2 separate regions of the Mus musculus genome follow, and region 2 is linked to region 1. Evidence: chromatin loops called from intact Hi-C (ENCODE). Cell type or tissue: left cerebral cortex. All regions are shown on one strand. Each heading gives the region's core, and the rest is flanking DNA. Links, peaks and the distances in the headings are about the cores only.

What was found. A loop is a pair of places that touch in the nucleus more often than their neighbours do. Peaks named below come from ENCODE experiments on the same cell type or tissue, not always from the same donor. Only the 100,000 strongest peaks of a DNase experiment are listed, where the experiment ranks them.
Region 2: a loop joins it to region 1, with 2.8 times the contacts of the local background. A loop is called at or near these places in 1 of 42 quality-filtered maps.

Annotation. Positions count from the first base shown.
Region 1 is chr12:51,646,114-51,654,553 of GRCm38, forward strand. Strn3 (striatin, calmodulin binding protein 3) reads right to left here. Exons shown (of 18, transcript NM_052973.2): 5 at 6,559-6,732; 6 at 3,991-4,117; 7 at 1,881-2,022. Among named protein-coding and RNA genes, the nearest start is that of Ap4s1, 41 kb to the right of the region's middle. In left cerebral cortex, for the core only: no CTCF peak of the experiment used is centred there; DNase peaks (open chromatin) are centred at 3,621 and 3,921.
Region 2 is chr12:51,747,656-51,756,095 of GRCm38, forward strand. It overlaps Hectd1 (HECT domain E3 ubiquitin protein ligase 1), which reads right to left. Exons shown (of 43, transcript NM_144788.2): 32 at 7,266-7,448; 33 at 6,560-6,767; 34 at 6,388-6,473; 35 at 6,086-6,213; 36 at 4,201-4,402; 37 at 2,666-2,803; 38 at 749-1,356. Among named protein-coding and RNA genes, the nearest start is that of Strn3, 60 kb to the left of the region's middle. In left cerebral cortex, for the core only: no CTCF peak of the experiment used is centred there; no DNase peak of the experiment used is centred there.

The sequences.
Region 1 (8,440 bases), core at 227-8,226:
ACACACTTTAAAGTTACAGTCTTGTTTGATACTAAGAGACTTTCTTGGTTATTTACACTTAAAAAGAAAATGACGATCAAGAGCTGTTACTCAAAAATCAAGTCCTCTTTATAACTCCACAGCCAAATTCTCTGAACAAAATACTAATTACTTGCATATGACATCATTAAAAAAAATAATTCTATTTCATATCAATTTCTCAACTGTTTTTCCTTTGTTCTAAAAATTAAAATTATAGCAACTTTAGTTAAAGGAAAAAGAAATGGTTGTATGCCAAGATTTAGCCGAACAGATGTTGTACAAACCTTTAACTAATAAGTAAATTATACATATACACATATATATGTATATATATTCATATATTTAATGAATATCTCTGTAATACTGTAGGTGATTTCTAATTTTATATATGACATTTATTTATGGTCCCTAATATATATATACTTTAAAATGTTTGTATAATTTAAACTTTTACATAACAAATCTTCTGAAAAAAAAAATCGTACTTTTGAAGTTATAAGAATAATACAAAGGCTGGATATAAACTTTTTTTTTCCCTTTTACTATTTCTCTTATAAATAAGTAATCTCTGAAAATATAGCATTTTAGGAAGGTACAAATATGTCCAAACCCAGACAGTAAATGTTTATAGTTTCAATTACTATGCCCCTTCTATTTCTACTTAAATTAAAAATGATGCTTTGAGCTATAAATGAGAAGAGTAGTAATTAAAATCTTTTAAGTAATTGCTTTTTATACTAAGTCAAAAAATATAGTATTTATAGGTTTGTCTCTCCTATTAGCAATGTTCCATTTCAATACATAAATGAGGCTCTCTAAAAAAGATTTACTTCATTTTTATTTATATGTGTTTTCATACATCCATGCATGCCGATCCCTGCAGAGGACAGAAGAGAGTGCAAGATCCTGAAGATGGGACTTACAGGTAGCTGTAAGCCCCACATATGTGCTAGGAGCCAAATGCTGGTCCTCTCCTCTGAGAGAGAAATGCTATCCCCCTAGTTCCAACATTAAAAAACAAACAAACAACAAACAAATAAAAAACTCTGAAATGTGGTTTGTTTTCTGGTTTGCTGAGACAGGATTTCTCACAGTATACCCCTTGCTGTCCTGAAAATCCCAGGGAGATTTGAACTCAAGAGACCTGAGTGCTGGGACTAAAGGTATAAACCACCAACACTCAGTCCAAGTGTGTTTTTCTTCACACACATATATATATTATAAAGTATATTAAACAAACCTCAGAAAAGCTCTATAAATACACTTGAGTTCTACCACAACCAGAACTATTACCTTGAAACATTTTACCTACTGATAGACCTTTTCTTTCTTTTGATTATGGATGCCTACTACTAGCTTTATATATCACTTTCAAAGTTTAGGCCCTAACATTCACATAGAGAACACTATATGCAATAAGTGTAATATTCTCACTAAATCTTGCTCGTTGTTAGGCTATGATCAGAATTAATAATTTTATTCCTTCCCAGAATTTAGAACAGGTAACACCACCATATGGACATACAAGGAATTCTCTTAAAGTCTTGATTACCTAAAATTAAACGATGGGTATGAATAAAAATGAATGATTCTCGCTTTAAAAAGATCTGTTAGAGGGAAAAAATAAATTTGTAAATCAACAGACTACTTCAATTCAAGATCAACTTCAGAAGTCAAAAGCCACATACTAAAAATCTCAGTCATAAAAACAGTAAACTAGAACCAAATAGCTCAGTATCAATACCACTTCTTGCTCTTAATTTACCTGCTACCATACACACAGAGCCCACACAGGGTTTAGTAATAAGGACCTGAGAAGGCTAGGTTTCCCTCCACCCCAGACTTCTGTGTCCCCTTACCCCATTCTGTACCATCCCCTGAACTCCGTGCTTCACCAGCCCCTTCACCATCTTCTGCAGTCACTAAAAAGTCGAATTCTTTCAGTGCTTCCTCAGTATCTGGATCATCAGTTAAGTCAGCAGCTAAACCTTCATTACCTATCTGTAAAGAGAAGATGAGCCAATAATTAATAATTTTATTCTACACTTTAAAGAGGTCCTTTAGTATTTCCACCTAACAATACTTACAGATCTACTTTGAAATTATTCAGATCCACAATTGTCCTTTTTCCTATGATTGATAAGTCTCAAACTATGCTCTAGACATAGATAAACAGTTCAACATTGTTGTATGAAGATCAACTGTAACATCTGACACAAGTGATGAGGTGCTGGAAAAGGCCAAAGTTTTACTCAAGAGTGTCCTTTATAGTAGACTCACAGATGATCCCTACTGGAGAATCATTAAGTTATCCTGAATTGGCTGAAGACACTGAGAAATGTATACTAGCTCTATGATTCATAGCAACACAGAATAACCACCAATAAACTTATACTAGTTGTACAACAAATAATAAAAGCAACCTACGTCCCAGAACAAACTAGTAAGAAAAGGAAAAAAACCCAGGTTTCTGAAATGGCTCAGCAGGAAAAGCAGCTGCGTGATGAGCTGAGTTTTATCCTAATAAACCAAATAAAGGTGGAAGGAAAAAACTGACTGCACAAAGTTGTCCTTTACTTCCACATATGTGCTATAGCACATACACACTCCTCCATACACATTATATAGCACAAAAGCAAGCCTCTATCCAACAGAGTGTATCATACTTGTGAAAAGCTGGAGAACGGCTGAAACTGCTTTTGTAGACTGGAAGCTTTTGACAAACACTTGCTTTTTTTCTATATTTCTACAAAATCTCCGGGTACTACAACTGAATTTACTCACTTTTTTTCCTTTTTTTGATAGACAGGGTATGAAGAAGTCAAACGACTTCAAACTCATTATATAGGTGAACGACATCCTTGAACTCTCTATCCCCTACCCTTACATTCCATGAGCTGCACCACCAAATCCAGTTTATGTGGTGCTGAGGCTGAAGGCAGGAATTGGTGCATACTAGTCAAGTACTCTGACATACAACCTCGGCCCTTGCCATTAAAAAAAACAAACAAAAAACAAAAAAAAAACTGCACAAACACTTGAAATATTGATCATTACTACTTTGATGCTTAAAAATGGGGCATAGAGTTTACAAATGGTCCAGCAGAGTCAACTCCCCATCTACTGCTACAATACATCAAGTTTGCTTCTTAGAGTATGAGGGAAAATAATTTTTTATTTATTAATCCTTACCAAATAGCCAGAATGCTGGCACATACTGACAACCCATACATCAGACTCTCATCCAAGGTGGGAGCATCTACACCATGGTTTCTGTTCATTTTTCTCCCATGTGATACTGTAAGATAAACTTCAGTGTGACCCCAAGTTGGGATAGGATTAAGGAATGTGTACTGGCTGGTTTTGTGTGTCAACTTGACACAAGCTGGAGTTACCATAGAGAAAGCAGCCTCAGCTGAGCCTCCATGAGATCCAGCTGTAAGGCATTTTCTCAATTAGTGATCAAGGGGGAGGGCCTAGCCCACTGTGGGTGGTGCCTTCCCTGGGCTGGCAGTCTTGGGTTCTATAAGAGAGCAGGCTGAGCAAACCAGGGGAAGCAAGCCAGTAAAGAACATCCCTCCATGGCCTCTGCATCAGCTCCTGCTTGAGTTCCAGTCCTGACATCCTTTGGTGATGAACAGAAACATGGAAGTGTTAAGCTGAATAAATTCTTTCCTCCCCAACTTGCTTCTTGGCTATGATGTTTTGTGCAGGAATAGAAACCCTGACTAAAACAAAGTGCTACTTTAAAAAAAAAAAGAAAAAAGAAAAAAAAGCTTCAAGCCACTGGACAGTACTTTAAAAATAGACCTTCTCTCAGATCATTTAGTGAATAACATATGAAATCATAATTCCTGCCATATGTACATGAACGGAGTAGGAGCTGGCAGTTATTATAAACCTTTTAAGTACAACTAAAATAATTACTGTTCAAATCACTGTGTGGAGGAATATCGTTAACTCTCCTACTTTGTGCTTATGGATCCGAAGTTTGTCTTTTCCTTCTGGGATGCCCTCAATCATGTCATTTTCTTCTTCATCACTGTCATCAGCATTTTCTAAGAAATTGAATGTCTCGAGAACATCACCAGGGGGCCTGTAGAAAAGAGAAAAGATGATTCCAACTATTTCAAAGATTGACTCTGGTATTTCTTCCTGCTTTCTATTCCTATACCCTTCTTGTTATCTAGTGATACTACAAATTGAACCCAGGATGTCACACATGCTAGACAAGTGTTAAATCAATAATCCACATTCTGACCCTTCTAATTCCTAGTTTAAAACTACTTGAAGGTGGCATCTGCAATTCAAACACAACCTAATTTTTTGTTGTTGTGAGACAAGATCTTACATAATTCAGATTAGTCTCAACTCATTATGTTGATGAAAATAACCTTTAACTCCTGATCCTCCTTTCCCAGTAGGCTCCTGGTTCAAGATACCTTAATTATAATATAGTGCCTAAAACTTTTATTCTAGAGTATCTTTAAAGATTATTTGTGCTCTATAATTAAAATAAGGATTGTTCTGTGTTTAATAAGTTTCAACCAAAGCTTTTTGTCTACATTTTAGGTAAATGCTATAAGAAAATAAAATCTGGGGACGGAAAATGGCTCAGCAGGTAAGACTATAGGTAAGAGATCTTTCAGTAGACCTGAGTTTGGGTCCCAACACCCACATCAGGTGGCTTACAATGGTATGAACTTTGGCTCTAATGGATACAATGCCTTCTTTGAGCCTTTGCACGCACTTACAACTTATATGTACATAACCTCCCATCTCACACACACACACACCCCAGCATAATTAAAAATAAGTCTTTAAAAAGAAAAATAATCTACTAAGATTAAATGATCAAACATGCTATTATTTCTGAAAAATATTTAAAAAACAAGTTAGCAATTTTTTTAATATTTACAACCACTTATACTTTAGCCTAAATATTGGAAGGCTAAATAGTAAAACACAAAAGCTAAATTTATTAGAACTGCCCATATTTAAAATTATAAAGCATATATTACACAAGATATACCACTCTGGGGAGCAGAGGAAGTTCTGAGTAGATGTACGTTGTTGACATGAGCGATCCAGGCTTGGTGTGGTCATATGCATGATTTTGATCAACCCAGTGGTTGGGTGGCAGAAGCAGGAAGATCTTTGAGTTATAGGCCAGCCAGAGCCACCTAAAGAACCTTGTCTCAAAAATACAAAAAGAAAAAAAAAAAGACCCGAGTGACTAAACCTCAGCCCCATGGGGGTTGCAAACCCTTTACAGGATGAGGCTCAATGTGGTAGCAAAACCTTCCTCTGATCCAATTGTGAATGCTAACAGTTTGTGTAGAAATGCCCATAGTAGCTTTCTAACCCCCAAACCCAGAAATGAAGGTCCTGAAGACTGCTCGCTCCCCTGTGAGGACTGCTCCCCTGTGGGGACTGCTCCTTACCAAGACTAGCTAACCTCCTTATTCAGCTGTACACCATAACCCCCACTTCCTTGTTCAGTTTTATATAATAAACACACTAAGCTTTCTGGGTGATGTACTTCTCCATCAGAGTGTCCAGGAAGCCATCCCAGTTTTCCTGTGTATATGTGTCCAATGTCTGTAATTTCTTCATTCCCTTCCATTATCTAGTTAGGGTTCCTAAACCCGAGAGGTACCAATCCATCTTATAAATCTCCCCCCCCCCGACATTTTTTATTAGATATTTTCTTCATTTACATTTCAAATGCTATCCCAAAAGTTCCCTATACTCTCCCCCGCCCCGCTCCCCTACCCACTCACTCCCACTTCTTGGCCCTGGTGTTCCCCTATACTGAGGCATATAAAGTTTGCTAGACCAAGGGGCCTCTCTTCCCAATGATGGCTGACTAGGCCATCTTCTGATACATATGCAGCTAGAGACACAAGCTCTGGGGGATACTGGGTAGTTCATATTGTTGTTCCACCTATAGGGTTGCAGACCACTTCAGCTCCTTGAATACTTTCTCTAGCTCCTCCATTGGGGACCCTGTGTTCCATCCTATAGATGACTGTGAGCATCAATTTTTTTTATACAGCAAATAAGTATCTTTAATCTATTAAAATGTTTTCAAGTATTTCAAAACTACTCCAGTAACAGCTAATAACAATAATCTATTTTACTACTATATATAAAAAAGTGGCTTTGATAGATTCATTTAATATCTAACAATAAATGCAACTATAGAAAATATAGGGCTGGTGAGATGGCTCAGTGGGTTAGAGCACCCGACTGCTCTTCCGAAGGTCCAGAGTTCAAGTCCCAGCAACCACATGGTGGCTCACAACCATCCGTAACAAGATCTGACCCTCTCTTCTGGAGTGTCTGAGGACGGCTACAATGTACTTACATATAATAAATAAATAAATAAATCTTAAAAAAAAAAAAAAAAACCTGGCTCATCTTAAAAAAAAAAAAAAGGAAAGAAAATGAGACTACCAATGAAAAGCCACTGTTGTATCACTGATTTTGACTTCCATAAGTTAAATGATGTTAATCAACAAATACAAATCATACCTTTTGATTTCTTGTCCTTTTTGCTTAGGAGATTCACCACCATTCAAGATCTGTTCTAAATTCTTTGCTTCTACAGATCCATTTGGCTCTGAATTAGACAGTCCAAGTAATGACCTTACCCGTTGAGATCGTACATCTAATATTGTATCTGTGTATCCTACTTCCTGAAGATACCTATCAAGAGAAAATTAAATGCTAAAATTCAACATATTGTTAACATCTGCCACCTTCAAATCATATTAAAAATTAAAGAAAAAAAGCCACAATCACACAAATTAACTTTTTCTTTGTCTCAATAGCTTCGTTATAGCCTAATTCCAGGTCTAAGAGAATGATGTCAACTTTAAGTTCCAGGACATCCTATACCCTCCCCTCTGACTTATGTAGGCAATCAGCATATATGTGGTGCACATGTATACATCCAGACAAAACTCATATACATAAAACAATCTTTTTTAAAAAATGAATTAAGGCAGGTGTGGTGGTGCACACCTTTGATCCCAGTACTCAGGATGCAGAGGCAGCCTAATCTATAGGCGTTCCAGGATAGCCAGAGAATCCTGTCTTGAAGAGAGGAGAGGGAGGGGGAGGGGGAGGGGGAGGGGAAGGGGAGGGGAGAGAAGAGAAGAGAAGAGAAGAGAAGAGAAGAGAAGAGAAGAGAAGAGAAGAGAAGAGAAGAGAAGGGAAGAGGGAGGAGGGGAAGGGGAGGGGAGAGAAGAGAAGAGAAGAGAAAGGAAGAGGGAGGAGGGGAAGGGGAGGGGAGAGTATGACTAACTACCATTGAGTAAGAGCCAATTATCTCAATACCTAAAAAAGCCTCAGTGTTGAAACGTTTTTGAGATACATAAACACAGGTTACATGCCTTTATATAGACACATATAAGTATCTATTTAAAGAATAGATATGTAAATTTATACACATACATGTAAGCACAAATACACAATTTTCACATGTTCAAGGTATGTGAAAGAATAAGTTCTCAGCCAGGGATTGATAGATGGACTAATCCCCCCTCAAGGATCTCAGATTCCAGACCATTCCTCCAAAGTTCACTCATCTAAACCAAATACTTAATAGGCTATGACTTTAATTTCACCAGGGTTATCAGTAGGATACAAGTAGCAAAATTTCCAACTATAAGAAAAAGAACCTGGGCTGGAGAGATGACTCAGGGGTTAAGAGCACTGACTGCTCTGCCAGAGGTCCTGAGTTCAATTCCCAGCAACCACATGGTGGCTCACAACCATCTGTAATTGGATGGGATGCCCTCTTCTGGGGTGTCTGAAGACAGCAACATTGTACTCATATAAATTAAATAAATCTTAAAAAAGAAAAAAAGAAAAGAAAAAAGAAAAAGAACTACTAGATTAAAAAAAAAAAAAACAATAAACAGAAATTGCCATAGAGTCATCATCTCTAGTACATCAACAAAGTAGTATCAAAAGTTTCCTCAAAAAAAAAAAATTTTTTTTAAAGATTTATTTATTTATTATATGTAAGTACACTGTAGCTGTCTTCAGACACTCCAGAAGAGGGAGTCAGATCTTGTTACAGATGGTTGTGAGCCACCATGTGGTTGCTGGGATTTGAACTCTGGACCTTCGGAAGAGCAGTCGGGTGCTCTTACCCACTGAGCCATCTCACCAGCCCCCTCCTCAAAAATTTTAACTAAGGTCTGGAGCTCAGTGGTTAGAAGGACTTGCTGCTCTCACAATGGACCTGAGTTGAGTTCCTACCACCCATGAGGTAGAATCCAGTGCCCTCTTCTGGTTTCTACTACATGTGCACACAGTACATGCATGCTCACACACACACACACCATAGGAAGAGATGCAAAAATACTCATATACAAAATATTAAAAAAGATTTTCGACTAAAAAG
Region 2 (8,440 bases), core at 46-8,045, 100 kb after region 1:
TTAAATCCATGCTAATTGTATGGTAGCAACCTTGTTTATGTGGTCCATTTATGACTGAAACACTCATGTAGCATGAGTGCAGAACCAAACACTGTTTCTTACAATCACTAGGAAACATTAAAAAGAATATATGACAGTACTTGAAGGTATAACAATTATATATACAGGAAAGAAATTTATCAATAGCTGTAGCATTTATTGGCTGATAGAGCCAATAAATAAGTAAGTAAATAAATAAATGCCAATCATTTTTGACCTTTACATGATATGTAAGTTGCCCAAATATTGGCTTTGAATTTTTGTATACAACACACAATATATCATATTTGAAAAATCAGATAATCCTTCCAAAATAAAATGATTAATGTTTTCATCTTGTTTTTTTGTTGTTGTTTTTTGTTTTTTAAGCAATGTCTTATGTATCCCAAGCTGGCCTCAAACTTTCTATATAGCCAAGGATAACCTTGAATTTCTGATTCTCCTGCCTATGCCTTCCCAGCGCTGGGATTTTGTCATATGTCCCCAGGCTAGGTTCTAGGCGGTGTTGGAGACCCAACCCAGGGCCTTACAGACACTAGCAAAGTATCATACCAAAGAAGCCATACATATTCAAACAGACAATCAGCATTTGCTATAGTCTATCGCTGCCCTAGACTTCACTGACAGCCTACAGATTCATAGGGACAGAGAAACAGAAACCTTTAGCTTTCCTCATTTGTTAGGTTGAAGAATGTACACAAACTCTTACCCTAAGTCCTCGATGCTCAGTGGAGGTCCCGAGCCTGATGGATTCCTGAGCACGAGTTCCTGTAACTTTGTGTTCTTCTCATCTTCAGAAAGACTTTTATTGCCTAGAATCTGGCGCCTCTTAATAGCAAGGTCTTTAATTTCTTTTAAAAATCTGGCTCTGTGAGGATTTACTAGTTCAAAATCTTCCCAAGTTAAAATCCCATTAAACCAGGCTGGGGGTTTGGGCTTAGGGGGATCGAGGATAAATTCTGATTTTGAATCCTCTTCAAAGCTTCCCACTGAGAGGGAGTCATGGCCTTCTTCTGTAGAAGCTTCCGACTGACTTTCAGTACAGTGCAAGTCTCTGTCGCCGCGGGACTCATAGATTAGTTTGCTCATATTGCTTTTAATGTCGCCCATGCACATAAGTTTAAAGAAAGGCTTAGAGATAGGCAAGTCCACCAGTCTATTGTCCTGAATACATTTGGCCAAGAAAATCCCAAGGAAATGGAAGAGTTTTGTGATCCTTTCAAGCTCATCACTGTCCTGTGGGAATGGCGCTGTGAACAGTCCACATGACCGCTGTACATAGTATCCTGGAGGCTTCAATCCACCTCCAAGATCAACCTTCACAAAGGAAAACGACACATTAATACATAGCCAAGTAAATAAGATAGTAACCAAACCTCCCAACTGCCATACAAAAGAATCACAAACATCAAACATCTTTTCAAATTTTGTCATCTGAAGATGCATGCATGTTAATTAATTTGGAAACCAACTTTAATCCTTTAGAAATATATATATATATATATATATATATACACACTTTTTTTTTGTTTGTTTGTTTTTTTTTGTTTTTCGAAACAGGGTTTCTCTGTATAGCCCTGGCTGCCATGGAACTCACTCTGTAGTCTAGGCTGGCCTTGAACTCAGAAATTCCCCTGCCTCTGCCTCCCAAGTGCTGGGATTAAAGGCGTGCGCCACCGCGTCAAGCTCCTTTAGAAATATTTTAATGGCACTAAGGTTATTTAGTTATAAAAGTAGAGGCCAACCTGGGCAAATATTAATACCCTGTCCCCAAAAAACAATAACTAGGGCTGCCAACTGTCTAGCTGGGTAAGAGCTACTACCATTAAAGTCACCTGAGTTCAGCATCTGTGACCCACACAGTAGAACCAGAGAACACTCTTCCCACACATTGCTTTTCACATGCAGCATGGCATGAGTGGTACATACATGCACTTGTCCACACAGATGTAACAAAAAGTTTAAAAGTGAGTAAAAAAATGTTTAAAGAAATAAAAAGCTGGCTGGCAAGATGACTCGGTTGGTAAAGCACTCACCATTAAGCCTACTGGCCTGAGTTTAATCCCTGGAACCTACATACACTAGGAGAGAACCAACTGCTGAAAGCTGTCCTCTGGCCTCCCTCCCCCCATTTAACTTAAAAAGGGATCTCCGAGGTTCAGTATTGGAAGGAGGGGTGGACTGGAGAGCTGGCTCAGCAGTCAAAAGCACGAGCACACGCTCCTCTTGCTGAGAACCTGGGCTCAGTTCTCAGCACCCACATAGTGGTCACAACCATCCATATCTCCCGCTCCAAGTAATCCAATGCCCACATCTCCCCCAGCATTAGGCATGCATATAGTACATACACACACACACACACACACACACACACACACACACACACACACACCACCACCACCACACACACACACACACACACACACACACACACATACATCTGAGTACTGTACATACAGAAAATACACTCATACATATAAAATAAAGTAGATATATTTTAAAAAACAAACAAACAAGCCAGCAAGTATAGGCAAAAAACCTGGCTCATGATCTAAAAGCATAGCCTACTTTAACATTTTGTAGAAGCAGTAATAACTCAAAACACAAGATAAGAAACCAATCTCACATGACGAGATTCATCATCTGGAAAATTATCATCACAAAGCCAAGTCCCCAAGTCAGTCCTCTGAAACTCAGCCGCCACAAGAGCATAAAACTCTAAAGTGGGTCCCAAGCCAGTTCCTTCTTCTCCTAGAAATTCAACCTAAAACGACAAAAGAATGATAAAGACAGGGTCACTAAGTGTAACATTTTGAGATTTCTTGTTGGTGCTTTCATTTCAAGACAGAGTTTCTCTCTGTAGTCCTGGATGCCCTGGAACTCTCTTTAGACCAGGCTGGCCTTGAGCTCAGAGGTCTGCCTGCCTCTATCTCTAAGGTCTGTGCTGCCACACGCTTGGAGCGTCTTGGGGCTTGGGATTAAAGGCATTCGCCACCACGGCCCCGCAGGATTCTGAGTTTTCTAAAGTTTGTCATCTGACATTCTTGGGCCATCAGACACCACACTGAGTACTGTGCAAACATTAATTACTTCTCATAACAACTGTGGAGATTTTATCTCACAACTCACCAGAATAATTAAATCTGACCTTTCTTTCCATCAGAGAAAATCAAATCTCAGATAAAGTGGCTCCGCTATTTGCTTGAGGAAAGGGTGATAGACAGGTCTTTTTTCTACCTGGGTTTTTGTGACCCAAAGCCTACATTCTTCAAGTTATCGTGACTTTAAGCAATCACCTTGAAGGTTTCTGAAAACACTGATAAAAAAATGATAAGAAAAAATTCACAAAAACTTAATATAGCAAATCTCAAAACAAAAAAGTTTAAAAAATATTTAGTTAGGAAGAAATGTGATGGAAGAATAGTCTAGAAGCAAAGAAATCTAGTATATAAAGAAGAAGAAGTAAGACATCTAGAGACATCACAGCTGATGCAAAAGCTAGAGAAGCTCCACTTTATCCTAGGCATCCATCTTGGTAGTCAGCCGCCTTTGTCTCTGACTCCGGTCCCTGGAAGGTAAGGAAGTTCCCAGTAACCCTGACTCACTGACTCCCACCCAAAAGTGTACAAGAGTGACCACCTGCTTGTTACGAGGACAGAAGCTGCTTCTTTTGGTTCTGTAGCATGTTATGCAGACATCCAAAGATTGCTTTGCATTGCCTTATCACTTGGCAGAACAGAACAGCATTTGCGGGCTTGCATAGACATTCAAGGTCTTCATGTGGCCTTCTTCTTTAGAACTCCTTACCTGTGCCTGCTAGTGCTGACAGCTCAACCCAGCACCACAAGGAATAAAGTAATACTGCAAACAATCTGCTCCAAAAACACAGCTTATCTAACAGCACAGCGTAACAGAAGGCTAGAATTTAGCTGGACAGAAAGAATTCAGCCCAACTTAGGTAAGTCACAACCCAGGCTCTGCTATCAAGAGAAGAGGAGGGCAAGCATTCTGAGCCACTCTGCCAAGGAGAAAACTTCTGCAAAGGTCACAGAAACCCTCTCCTTGTTTTCCTGCCGTGGCTTTACACAGATCACCTGGTTCCCATGCATTCTTTTCCATAAAAGCAAACCCAGAACCCCTGCTTTATAGGCGGCTCCTCACCTCGAGAACTGACTTCCGATCTGCGTGTATCTGCATGACATTCTCGGCCCACTCCATCAGAGACTCTCCACGGGGAACTTTCACTCTTTCGTGCTTGAGGCGACCCACTCTAAATTCCCCAGGATCATCTCGCCGTACACTGCTCGTGGTCCGAGTTCGCTCCACAGTGGCTTCCCGCCTGTTCTGTAGCCACACTATTGCTCTGAAACACAATACCAGAGTCCTTATAGCAGCTGAGTGGACTGCTAAGCTAGCAGTAGAAGGTACATGTTGGGAGGGTTGGTTTTCAATTTTTTTTAAATGTTGTTTGGAGACAGGCTTTTCTATATCTGTCACCTAGTTCCCAGGATCATGGATACACAATGCTGTGCTGCTCAGTTAGAATCTTAAGAATGTGTTCAGTCGGTAATTTTCTGTTTGTTTTTTTGAGACGTGTCTGATGATATCCCAGAATGGCCTGGAACTATGTAGCTCATGCTGGCCTCTTAACAGTCCTCTTGCCTTAGACTCCTGAGTGCTGGGATTATAGCTGTAAGCCAATAGGTCTAAGTAGTCAATTTTTTTAAGCAACAATTTATTAAGTTCATTTTATTATAATCTTCTTAAACGAATGCAGAAAGAACTGGTGATATAGTTCCTTTCATATCAATTAAATAAAATTATAGGTCTATGGTTCAAGCACTATATAATACATAAAGACAGTGTTAGAGAAGCCAAAAAGTGGTTATGCTATCTTTATTACTCTGAACAACCAACCACCATTAAGGTAGTTATTTTTAGGATTTTTGTGTGTGTGTGTGTGTGTGTGTGTGTGTGTGTGTGTGTGTGTGTGTGAATATGCATGTGGAGATTAGAGGGCAATTCTCAGAAGTTAGTTCTCTGGTTCTACCACATGGGTTCCAGGGATTGTACTCAAGTTCTCAGGTTTGGTGGCAAGCATCTTACCTACTAAGATACCACTTTCTTTTCATTTCCTTTTATTAACTGCGTGTGTGACAGTCAGAGAAGATGTATGTAAGCGTGAGTGCAGGAGAGAACACATGCACACACATGCAGTGGGTAGCAGACAACTAAGGGCTTAAGAATCAGTCTCCTTACCTACTTCCTACAAATCATAAGCAATGCCATTTATCACAACAGGCCCAGAGACTAATATTTATAAATGTTTTTTGAATGTTATTAAACGGCAGAAAACTGTAACTCAGTAAGACTAGAGATACAATCACAAAGTAGGTATAAAATTATGATTTTATACCTACTTTGCCAGAATAGGTGAGATATAAAATCATTCCACAATATATCTAACATCTACCATACACACTGTTTCAAGAACTTCAACTACAATAGCTAACAAAAGGGTATAGAAGCCCTGCCCTTGTGGAACTGTGGTCTAGAGGAGGAAGACAGAACAAAATTAATAAACACGCCATACAGGGACGCAGGGAGAAAGCAGTCATCAGACCCAGACAGTATCTGCAAAAAGAGGGGCCACTGCGCAATGACTGAGCACCTGTCCAGCTGGCATTCCTAGGCCTGGGCTAGACTCTGCGCTAAATAAAAAAAAAAAAGGCTATTTGCCAACATTCAGTCTTATGTGGCTGTGAATTCTGACAATAATCTAGGTAAGTTACAAAGAAACTGGAGTGTTAAGAAATAAAAACTGATGCTACAACCCCACGCTGTATAGACTGATGCAATCCATGCTGTACCAACAGAGCATATATATGTATTCAACTGAACATGGAAAACTTTTAGGTATTGACAATGCGTCACCAAAACTAAAGACAATGCAGTCCCTCCATCAATCTTAGCAGTATACTTGCATATTTTGAGCCTCTATAATGAAAACCATCTTTATTCTATCAGCATAAGTTCCATATCTTACCTGGACGCACCAAATGCAGTACAGGTGAAATAAAGCTGCCTCGTCTCGAATGGGATCAGGAAAGGACACTTGCTGGTTAACTGTTCACACCAGTCTGGCAGAGCCCCACTGGCCAGTGCCAACGGTTCCTGCAAATTAACACGAAACACATTAGCGCTAAGAGGCATTAGATGCAATTTATAGTGAACACAAAGACTATGTGAGCTCTACTGCTAAAGAATGAAAGAAGAGCTAATCAGAGGCACAAGGGGACAAGGCACACCAAGGACGGTACACCAAAGGTCTGCATGCAACTACATTACCTCAATCTGCTGCAAAATTTTTGTGGTGATTTTTTTACTTGTAAATTCATCAGGTGGAAAAGTAAACTGAGGCTGCTCATCGCCATCTGTAAAATTAATTAACATAATTAATAAAATTAAAAATGACTTCTTTCCTATCAGAGATAGAAATAAAAGACGGTTTCTTACAGACCTTCTTGGGATATCCTTGAATAAGGATCACTTGCAACTATATACAGAATCCGCAGAAGCTGAAGGACGTCCTCTACTCCACAGGGGCTCTGCCCGTTGCCTGCTTTAGCCTGAGGCTGCTCTTTTGTCAAATTAAGAATATCACTACTTTGAAGACTAGAAATAGCCCCCTGGTTTAATCCAGACTTTGTTCCATGCTCACAAAAATCCTGAACAAACAAATAACAAAATTAGCAATTAATCTCTTTTCAAGAAAAACGCTTATTATTCTTAATATTAATATGACTGTTGAATTTTTTTCTTTGTTTGAAATAAACATTATCACCTAAGACAAAACTTTATTCAAAGCCATTCACACTGCCAAAGATAATGAAACCAAGACAAGCTTTGGTTTGCTCAGATCCAAGGCCACAGGCAGCATTTGTAATTTTAACAGACACATAAACCATGCTCATTCAAACTCTAAAGAAAAGTAGCCATACTGCCATTCCTTTATGCTCTCTCTCTCTCTCTCTCTCTCTCTCTCTCTCTCTCTCTCTCTCTCTCTCTTTCTTTCTTTCTTTCTTGTGCTAGGAATCTAACCCAAGGCCTCATGCATGCTGGGTAAGCACTCTTATCACTGAACTGTGCCCTAGACCCTCAGTTTTCAAACTAAAACAAAGCTCAAAGCCATTCCACTCAAACCAATGTTTTAATGCAATATATACCTTATATGCAGCTATAAGCTGAGAACAATTTCTGTTTTTCCTAATACTTTTATTAGTGCCAGTTAATTTCCAGTGGCGCAGGAAAGCGGCATCTGCATTCTTCTGCAGGTAGGTTATCAAGTCATTCTTTGGTAATTCGTCAGTGCCAAGGTACTGTTCCACATGCTCTATAGACCAGCAACCCTACAACAGGAAAAACCAAACATTGGCCTTCCCAGTGATACGGTCTATGACGCTTCGCATGCATTGCAAGACGAGCTTTGAGATCATGCACTTAATCTAACTTCAGTAACTCAGGGTTAGCTCCCTTCCTCTTCAACTGTTTCTCTCCGTGTTGGTTGGAGTAAGATGGCCCCCAAAGGTTCATATATCTGAATCCTTAGTCACTGGGGAGTAGAACTCTGTGGTCGGATTAGAAGGATTAGGAGGTATGGCCTTGTTGGAAGAAGTGTGTCACTAGGGGTGAGCTATGAGCCTATGCCAGGACCTATTTTCATTCCCATTTTCTCTCCTCTCTGTCTCTCTCTGCCCTCCCTCCCTCCCTCTACCCACCCACTCCAGTCTCTCAGCTCAAAAAGTTTCCTCAAGGAAAATAACATTAGTAAGTGGAGTCGAGACTGCCCTTGTGATGTTTTCACTAAGAATGTGGTTGCCTTTTGCTCTTCTCCTGAAAATCTGCCTGAGGCAAAATTAGTTTTAGATTAATGCCTTGCCAGAGGAGATTTCAAGACAATCTAGCATTGACTCTGTCCTATAAATATTAGTAATCACTCTTATGCATATCTAGAATGAAAAGAAATAAGCTAGCCAAAGAGAAATACAAAATGTCCCATTTGAGAATAGGAGCACCAGAAAGTGTCATAGGACTAAATCCAGTGCTTAAGGAAATAAAACATTTAAAGAAAAGCCTGATGCTAAGTGGAATAAAGGAAGTGGTGACCACAGGGCAAAACCCTACCCTGCTAAGTTCCCAACCCGTGAAAAGGAACCAAAAGCTTAAGTATTGAAGGGAATAATTGCGGGAAGCTGATGGAAATGTAATTGGACCAGGGGGCCAAATTCCTGCCGATCAAGGATCAGACCTTGGAAACTTCGGGTATATGGATTTAGAATCAAGGATACAAGAAAGGGGTTGCGGCTCTCCCGCGAGGCCAGGTGTGTGTCGTAAGCATGCC